Linked DNA regions of Homo sapiens: region 1 is linked to region 2. The links are chromatin loops, found by intact Hi-C in ENCODE. Cell type or tissue: endothelial cell of umbilical vein. All regions are shown on one strand.

Evidence for each region. Hi-C counts contacts between places; a loop is a spot of excess contacts. Peaks named below come from ENCODE experiments on the same cell type or tissue, not always from the same donor. Only the 100,000 strongest peaks of a DNase experiment are listed, where the experiment ranks them.
Region 1: a loop joins it to region 2, with 2.0 times the contacts of the local background. A loop is called at or near these places in 4 of 110 quality-filtered maps.

What each region holds. Positions count from the first base shown.
Region 1 is chr11:4,023,696-4,028,695 of GRCh38, reverse strand. STIM1 (stromal interaction molecule 1) reads right to left here. Exons shown (of 13, transcript NM_001382567.1): 3 at 4,709-4,823. Among named protein-coding and RNA genes, the nearest start is that of RRM1, 69 kb to the left of the region's middle. In endothelial cell of umbilical vein, no CTCF peak of the experiment used is centred here; a DNase peak (open chromatin) is centred at 2,885; H3K27ac peaks cover 2,174 bases.
Region 2 is chr11:3,945,185-3,950,184 of GRCh38, reverse strand. All of the region lies in intron 1 of STIM1 (stromal interaction molecule 1), which reads right to left. Among named protein-coding and RNA genes, the nearest start is that of PPIAP40, 54 kb to the right of the region's middle. In endothelial cell of umbilical vein, no CTCF peak of the experiment used is centred here; a DNase peak (open chromatin) is centred at 2,954.

The DNA.
Region 1 (5,000 bases), 79 kb before region 2:
GCTCACGCCTGTAATCCTAGAACTTTGGAAGGCCGAGGCAGGCGGATCACCTATAGTCAGGAGTTCGAGACCAGCCTGGTCCAACATGGTGAAACCCCGTCTCTACTAAAAATACAAAAATTAGCCGGGCGTGGGGGTTCACGCCTGTAATCCCAGCTACTCGGGAGGCTGACGCAGGAGAATCTCTTGAACTTGGAAGGCAGAGGTTGCAGTGAGCCGAGAACATTCCACTGCACTCCAGCCTGGGCAGCAGAGCAAGACTCCACCTCGAAAAAAAAAAAGAAAAGAAAAAGAAAGAAAAAAAAAGAAATATTCACCAGGCACAGTGGCTCACGCCTGTAATCCCAGCATTTTAGGAGGCTGAGGCGGGTAGATCACTTGAGATCAGGAGTTCAAGACCAGCCTAGCCAACATGGTAAAACCCCATCTCCGTTAAAAATACAAAAATTAGCTGGACGTGATGGTGCACACTTGTAATCCCAGCTACTCGGGAGGCTGAGGCAAAAGAAGCCTTGAATCCAGGAGGCAGAGGCTGCAGTGAGCAAAGATCATGCCACTGAACTCCAGCCTGGGCTACAGAGTGAGACTCTGTCTCAAAAGAAGAAATATACTTTGTTTGGCAGATAGCATCATTTAAAATCTAGTGTCCAGGAAAGGAGAAGAGAAACAGTAACGATGCACTTTGCTTAGAAAAAATGAAAGCCATGGTTAGAGGAGAATTCCCTTAGGTCAGTGCCTCCCATCATTCTTCTCCAAAAATGACACTGTTATTGTTTCCAATGGCTCAAATATGCAAGCAGTAATTCTATTTCTCAAGGATTCTACAAAACTACCCAGCCACCCTTCCTTTAAAGAACTGCCACTCCTCTAACCTCATATGATCCTGTAGGGGCTGGAAATTGCAGCTCTCTCCAAACCCTACACACACACTCCCACCATCAACACCCTATTTAAATCTGTAATCCACACTACGCCAATCTGATTCTTCTCTTGTCATATCTGACTCTTGAGCAAAGACACTTAGAAATAAAAAATGAATAAAGCTGGGTCATATGAAAGTAGCTAATTAGAAAAGGCCAATTCCCCAGGCACGGTGGTTCACACCTATAATCCCAGCACTTTGGGAGGCCGAGGTGGGCAGATAATGAGGTCAAGAGATTGAGACCATCCTGGCCAACCAACACGGTGAAACCCCGTCTCTACTAAAAATACAAAAATTAGCTGGGCGCACTGGCACACACCTGTAGTCCCAGCTACTCGGGAGGCTGAGGCAGGAGAATCGCTTGAACCTGGGAGGCGGAGGTGGCAGTGAGCTGAGATTGCGCCACTGCACTCCAGCCCAGGTGACAGAGTGAGACTCTGTCTCAAAAAAAAGAAAAAAGAAAAAAAAGAAAAGGCGAATCCCCTAGTCTCTGCTGCTGGATTTCCTGGAGTGGCCCTCATTCTTGGTCCTTCTTCAACCCTGCTTTACCAGTTCTTCCATACTTAATTATTCAATGTTGTATAATAAAGAATTTGGCAGATCTTTGTCCTGGGTTACTGGGAGGTACCCACTGAACTTTTGGAATATTCCCAGTGATAGGAATGTCTTTATTATTCCTGGTGGGTCCCTTGGATCACACATGAGTTCAGGCTGATAAGATGACTCAGGATGGGGGGTGGTCACTATAAAAATCAACCACGTGACTAGAACATTGGGGCTCTGAGCCTGGTGATACCAATCCAACCTTTATGGAGAAAAAGGGAGCTGGATATTAAGTTCAATCATGTGCCTAAGAATTCAATCAAACTTGCCTATGTAATGAAACCCTAAGAAAAACACTGAACACCAAAGTTCAGTTGAGTTTCCTGGCTGGCAAACACTCTGATGTGCTGGAAATGGAGATGTGTCCTGATTCCACAAGGAGAGGACACAAAAGTGCCATATTCAGGACCCTCCAATATCTTGCCCTATAAATTTCTTCTTTTGGCTGGTCCTGATTTGTAACTTTTATAATAAAATTGTAATCATAAGTATAGGGCTTTCTTGAATTCTCTGAGTAGTCCTAGTTAATTATCAAACCTGAGAAGGCCATGGTAATGCATGAATTGTAGTCAGCTGGTCAGAAGTGCAGGTGACCTGGGAACAGCTTGAAATTATGGCTGATGTCTGAAGTGAGAGTAATCTTATCGGGGGCTGTGAACTTAACTTGTGAAGTCTGTGCTAACTCTGTATAATCATAATATCTATACTTCATATGGTTTCTGTGAGAAATAAGTTAATATATGTAAAACACTTAGAAACAGTGCCTAGCACATATTAAATACTATATAAATGTTAAAGTAGTTTTTCAGTTTTTGTCGTTGCTGCTGCTGTTTTTATTCCTAAAGCCCAGAGTTGGCTAAGATAGAGATTAGAAAACTTTTCTGCTAAGATCTATATAACACAGAGAAAAGACTGGCTCCCAACATTAGTCAGAAAAATGTTAACAATGCTAATCACACAGATGGTACTGACACTAGCCAGCTAATGTTCTGAACACAAGTGACCACTGCTGACATCTACATCATCTAGCTAAACTCAGAACAGCTAGTTTGAGCCGGTGCCAGAATATTAAATGCTTTTTGTAGCTCTGGAAATCATCACTCCGGAGAGATTAGGGGCCTTTTTCTGAATAATGAAGCAAATTATTGGGAGGAAGAGGACATATAAAAATTCTCACTTTTAGTCTGTCAAATCACCAGGTATAACACACAGTGAGCAAATTCTAATAGGGTACATATATATCATTTCTCAGCTGTGAACTACATCACTGCATTGAAATGCTTTTCTCCACTCATGGTTAATGAGGACTCTCCCCCAAAAAACCTCACTCCATTGTCTTTCATTTTCCTGTAATTTAGAATACACTGGAAGTGTTCCAAATAGTTGCTAAGTCCAAAAATAAAGTCCTTGCCAGAAAACTGCCTGGAGCTGTTTTCTAGCATTATGATTTAGTCCCTCTGTTTCTGCCCTCTCACTTTCCTTTCCTAGATACTTCTATGCGAGCTTTCAGAAAAGGCCAGAATGCTCTCCCTGCCATCTTTAATTCTAAGTTCCTACTTTTGAAACCCACTCTTAAAAACCAGCCACCCTGTCCTCATGTTATTAGAGAAAAATAAGAAAGCCAAAACTAAATGATGCTAATGGAAGATTTTTTCCTGGCACCGCTGGTATAGTTCCAAAGCTCATGTCACTGCTTAATCTTCATCAGTACATAGCCTGAGTTGCTCGAGAGCTATTAAAGAAAAGCCCCCAGAAGGAACTCAGCTTCCAAAGATATCCAGGAAGCTCTCTCCTACAGCTGCCTAATTTTTCTTCTACATTGATAAAACATAGAGTTAACAGGAAGCATCAGCCTGTCCATCCCATAATCAGGATTAGAATCCAGGTCTTCCTGCTTCACATTTAATGCTCCCCATCTACAATATAGATTATCCCTTTCAGATCTCAAATTCTATAAGCCTAAATTAAAATGTAAATAAAAATAGAAACTGCCTCATTCCTACCAAAACTAGTCTTCTCTACCTTAGACTAATGCTTTCAACCAAGAGGGTATTGAAAAGCATTGGCCTACAGCTGAAGTTCTGGCTCTACTAAATGCATGATAATGACAAGTAACTTTATACATCTAGGCCTAAGGTTCCTCAAATAAAAACCAGGGATCCTGATGGTTACTTACATTTAACCCCTGTTACATCAGAACCTGCCCTAAGAGACCCTGGGAAGAGAGATTTCTTCTAGTCTTATTGTTATCTGTGCCCTAGCCACAGATATAAATGGAGAGGAAGCTAAAGCCCTGTTTTCCCCTTCCCTGTCAAGTCTCGCACAATTAGACATGCTCTTTCACTAAGAACTCTGAAGGAAATGCTCCAGAAAAAAAAAATGGTAATCATGGTTTAGCAGTTTTACAGAAATCTGAAGTTTTCATTAAGCTCAACATGGGTCAGTAGAGTGGTATGACTAGTGAGGCACCAGAATCTAATCAGACTGCACTAACAGATGCACAGGATTCAGAAACAAGAAGGTGACAGTCCTGCTCAACTCCGTGATGATAAAATCACACTTGGAGGTCTGCAGCCAACTATAGGATCTAAGAAACACATTAACAAAAGTGCTTATAGGCAGGAAATCAAGACAAGAAGGAGGCTGAGAAAATGTTTTCTTCAAGAAGTAGGGCTACTTAACCTGGAAAAAAGAAGACTCAGGAGCTTTCAACCAAAATGGTATAGAAAAGCTTTCAATCAAGATGGTATAGAAGAGGAGAGAGTCTGTCTGTACCCTCACCCAATCTTTGAATTGTCTAGGACTCAGCAGAGCTGGGACTAAGTGGGAAGCTAGAGAAGAAAGGGGCTGCCTCAAGAGACCAGCAAGCTCCCTATCTCTGGAGATAAAGCAGCAGAACCTGGAAGATTCCTATGCCAGGGTTAGGTGGGTGACGAAAGGGGTAGGAATAGGATAGAATTCAAAAAGTATCCTAATGAAGAAAAACGCCAACTCTGGAGAACCTTCCCCCATGCCCAGCAGAGTGACTATATTCAGTCTTTTTTAGTGACTATATGTAGAATAACTTCAATAATTTGCCCTTTACTAAGCATTTTATATACATGTTCTTCTAAGGCCAAGTTGCTGCTTCTCTCTTCTCTAAACCTTCCCACAACTAGGATTGATGACCAGGCTGCCTATTACCTTCTGATGACTTCCATGCCTTCCACAGGTCCTCCACGCTGATGAGCTTATCCTCACCATGGAAGGTGCTGTGTTTCACTGTTGGGTCATGGTAATTGAGGTCTTCCCTCAGGAACTGCAAGGGAAAAGTACACAAGTCACAAGAGATACCTAGGAGTCAGCCCGTCAAGATCTCCACACAGGTCACCTGCCTCTAGCTAGCCATAACACATTCCATCTACCCAACATACAAGTGTATCACATCACTCATGTATCCTTCCTTATGCACATGTCTTAGTTGCCAACTAAACTA
Region 2 (5,000 bases):
TCCAGCCTGGGCAACAGAGCAAGACTCTGTCTCAAAAAAAAAAAAAAAAATGAATGACCTATTGATACACACAACTTGGATGAGTTTCCAAGGAACTGAACTGAGAAAAGAAAAAAAAGAAAGAAGCCAATTCCAAAAGGTTATATACTCTGTGATTCCATTTATGTAACATTTTTGAAAGGATAAAATTCTAGAAATGGAAGGCAGAGAGAGATTAGGAATGAGGAATGGGGTTGAAAGGAGACGGGAGTGGTTATAAAAGAATAGGAAGGATCTTTGTGGTGTTGGAATAGAACTTTATACACATAGATGAGTACAAGTAAAACTGGGAAATCTGAACAAGATTGGTGGATTTTATCAATGTCAATGTCAATATCCTGGCCATGATATACTACAGCTTGTCCAAAATGTTACCATGGAGGAAACTGCAAAGTTTTCCAGTGATCTCTCCATATTATTTCTTAGGACTCCATGTAAATCTATAATCATCTCAATAAAAATTTTAATTTAAAAAATCCTTCACAGGGTTCCCAAACTCCCTTAACAGTGATGCCTAACTTTTTTCAGTGAGGAATTCCAAAGAGCTCCATGTAATGATAGGTGTGCTTTTACTAACCACTGGTTGAAAAATGACTGAGGAAATAATATGGATTCATGAGACACCCCTCAAGGACCCCTTTCAGGGATTCAAATCCCCAAGACTGGGAATACTTGGCCTTTGCAATGAATATAATTTAGAAAAGCATGCAAGACTTTTTCAAGAGGCTGTCTCTATAGCATTTTCTAGCCTTATCTCCTGCCACTCACCAGCTCACATATACCCTACACTCCCACCATACTAAATTACTTTCAGTTCCATAAATATGCAAGGCTCACTTTGTGGCTTTGTACATGATGTTCCCTCTGCCCGCAATATCCTTGCCCCATTCTGCACCTGACTAATTCATACTCAGGTTTCAAGATTCTACTCAGGCTTTTTCTAATTTCTCTAGGAGCCTTCTCTATACTGACCCCCGGGGTTTGATTAGGAGTCCCTCTTCTGTGCTCTTATAGTCCCTGTGCTTCTCTGTATCACAATTTGGACCAATTACTTAAATTCTCTATGCCTACATTTCTATCTGTAAAATAAGGAGAAAACAGTATCCACCTCATAGGGTTGTGAGAATTAAATGAGTTAATACATATAAAGTACTTCAAATAGAGCATGGCACATAGTAAGTGTTCAATTATTACCATGTTATTTTTGTTGTAATTGTCTAACTAGTACACTGAAATATCTAAGCAGAAATTGGTATTTGCATTCGTGTCTAGCCTGGCATATAGTAGATGCTTGGTAAATATTTGAGAAGAGAATTAAGGGATCTAAGGTTGGGGCAGGAAGGTACAATCTAAATTAATGGTAGAACTGGAGATTTAGAGGATTGGGAATAACTGCTAAGAGCAGGAGGTGAGTACAGGTTGGAACTAGGAATAAGATAGACGTATTTAGAAGATAAGTGTAAAAAGAACCAGACTATTATAGATTGAGAACTTGGAATGAATAAGCACAACTGACACCTGCTTATACATGTCTTCTAAACTGGCTCACGTAGGGCTCCTTTGATTTGTCATCATAATTTGTTATTGTAGAGCTAGAAAAGTTGTCTAACCTTTTGGAGGCACTATTTTTTCATCTGTAAAATACGGCATAATAATGTATTTTTCTAAATAAGTAAGATTATGCAAGCAAACTACATAGCCTACAGATTCAAGTAAAACTAGCTTGTTCTTAATAAATATTAGGTTCTCCTCATCCCTTAATTTTTTTCTCTTATATATTAAAAAAAGAAAAGATAAGCCCCTTGGATAATAACCACCTAGAAGAAGAGAAAGGGAGATATATGGGAAACTGACCTATACAAAACAAAGCACCAGAGCTTGAGAAAGGGTAGATAGGTACCTAGAATTATTCTCTCTCTAGCTTTTCATGTCTAATACTTTCTGAACCTTCAAGGCCCAGGGAAGGCCCTGGGATGCCTTCTTTAACTACTCCGCGCCCTATAAGTCTCCCATTTTGAGGTCAGAGTATTGAGCCTACACTGGCCAACGGACCACCTCATAAGAGCTCTTCTAAACCTAACTGTATTCTGTTCTCATGTGGCCTGTTAGCTCCTCTAGAATGGAACTTGAGTGTCTTTTTGCTTTCTCCACAAGAACAGAATTAAGAATACTGTTAACTGTCTAAGGGAGAAAGGGAGGATGAACATGTCAGGAACTATGTTGATCACTTCTACATACGTTGTCTCTTTGAAACTTTGTAAAGTCAGTACTTTTATTATCCTCAATAAAAAATGAGAAAACTGAAGCCCAGATACAATAAGTGACTTCCCCAAGGTCACATATATGGTGAAAGTAGGTCTGGAAGTAGGATACAGTCTGTCTCCAGAGCCTTGATAAGAATAAATGCATACAGGTGCCTACCTGGTTACCAACCACACAGCTGATTTACTGGGCAATTCGGTGACACCAGCTTCTCACCTCAACTCCTCTCTGCTGCCAACTGAGCCTGGGAGAGCTGTTTGGCTTCCTTTCTTCCTCTTATTTTGTCCAATATAGGAAATGCAAAGGTAGCCTGCTGTGTCTCTTGTAGGATGGAGTATGTGGAAAAAACAGGTGAAACAGAGGGCCCCCGTCAGCAGTAATAAACAAGAGACATATATTCAACATCAGAGCCAGAAAGCCTCCCTCGTTAAAACTTTCTGGCTCCAGAGAGGAGGAAATTGAACCCTGAGAAGGGAGGTCACTTCCATAAGGTCATACAGCTGAGCAGAGACTGAAACTCTGTCTTCTGACACTCAAATTGGTGCTCACTTTGGTCTACCCTGTACCAGGCTATGAAGAGAAAACTACAATATGACCTGTCAGGCCTGTCACTAAGTGCAAAACCCAAAAGCTGTAAACACAGGAAATGGGCTGGGATGAGGTTCAGAGGAGCAGCAACATTTGCCAAGTTAGAAGTGTTCAAGGGTTTCCTGTCCACAGCTGTTAACTGTCACAGAAATGTTCCAGAAAGTAATACAAGGCAGAAAGAAAAAAAAAAAAAAACACTAAGAATGAGGAGAAAATATTCAGGTTTATATATGCCTTTGTAAATTATTCAAGCCAACATACTTAGTTTTACAGATGAGGAAACTAAGACCCCCCCAAAAGAGAAGTGATTTGTCCAAACTCAAATACAGAACTTAAGGACTCTTACAAAGCACTGAGTTGGTTCAAATCATTCATTTTAATGATGACAGCCTGAGACACAGAGAGGGAAAGGGCTATGCCCAATGTCACACAGTCACACAGTGGCAGAGCCAGCACTGGAACTCAAGGCTTCTAACCTCATGGGCCACTGTGCTTCCCAACTGGTTAGAGTGAGCCAAATAAAGTTATTTACCTGGAGCGATGTGGGTAGTGTTTTGGCCCTGGAAAAAGTATAGCAGGTCAGGAAACATAATATAAGCAGGATATGGTAATGGCTAACAATGACAGAACCAAACAGGGCCAGCCTAAAGGAGCCAAAATTAAAATGCTTCTGATTGCTTAAGACACTTGGAAAACTAAGAGGCAGAAAAATATTCTGGTTATTTTTAGGAACCTAGAATCCAACGAAGAACAAGCAGGGCAGGCAGATAGAAAAGGCCAGAAATGCTAAGAATAATCTCAAAGTATGCTACTTTCTTTGTCCTAGGCCAAATATCCAGAAAACATCACCTCAGAAGCATCTCTGGGTTTAGCTCACTATAGGGGTACTATAGGAACCAGCAGATTCTTGGGTTCCACATGCACACAGCCAACAGGTATGGAGACGAATGACATTTACACACTTCCTGGCATTTCATATTAATTTAATTCTCACATCAGGCCTACAGGACAAATATTTTGATTCCCATTTAACAGATATGAAAACTGGGGTGTAGAGAGGGCAAGTCTCTTGCTCATGATCATAAAATTAGTATTGTATAAGGAAAATTCAGCATTCAAATGTATACTATTATTCAAGAAATTCCTATCCAGCGCCTGCTGTTCCAACCCCATTGATATAGTTGGGATATTCATCCCTACCCAAATTTCATGTTGAATTGTACTCACCTATGCCGGAGGTGGAGCCTGGTGGGAGGTGTGTGGGTCATGGGGGCGGATCCCTCCTGGCTTGATGCTGTCTTCATGATAGTTCTCACAAGATCTGGTTTAGAGTGTATGGCATCTCTCCCCACCCACTCTCTATCTTGCTCTTGCTTTTACCATGTTAAGTGTCTGCTCCATCTTTGCCTTTCACCATGACTGTAAGCTTTCTGAGGCTTCCCTAGAAGCTAAGCAGTTGCCAGCACCATGCTTCCTGTAAAGCCTGCAGAACTGTGAGCCAATTAAACCTCTTTTCTTTATAAATTACCCAGCCTCAGGTATTTCTTTATAACAATGCAAGAATGGCTAATACACCTGTGCTAAGAACTATAGATATAATAATAAAATAGACATGGTCCCTGGCCTAACAGAGTTTCAATCAGGGAAGAAGTTAAGCAATAATGATTATTATAATAATACACAACATTATTTTTTTTGAGACAGAGTCTTACTGTGTCGCCCAGGCTGGAGTGCAGTGGTGCAATCTCGGCTCACTGCAACCTCCGCCTCCCGGGTTCAAGTGATTCTCCTACCTCAGCCTCCCGAGTAGCTGGAATTACAGGTGTGCACCACCATGTCCAGCTAATTTTCTTTTCTTTTTTTTTTTATTTTTTTATTTTTAGTAAAGATTGTGTTTCACCATGTTGGCCAGGCTGATCTCAAACTCTTGACCGCAGGTGATCCACCCGCCTCAGCCTCCCAAAGTGCTGGGATTACAGGCGTGAGCCACCATGCCCAGCCTACACAACATTTTTGAATGCTTACCATATGCCAGGCACTAGTCTCCACTCTCCATATATACTGCCTTATTTAAATTCTCACAATAACTGCCAGTGAGGCAGTTGCCATTA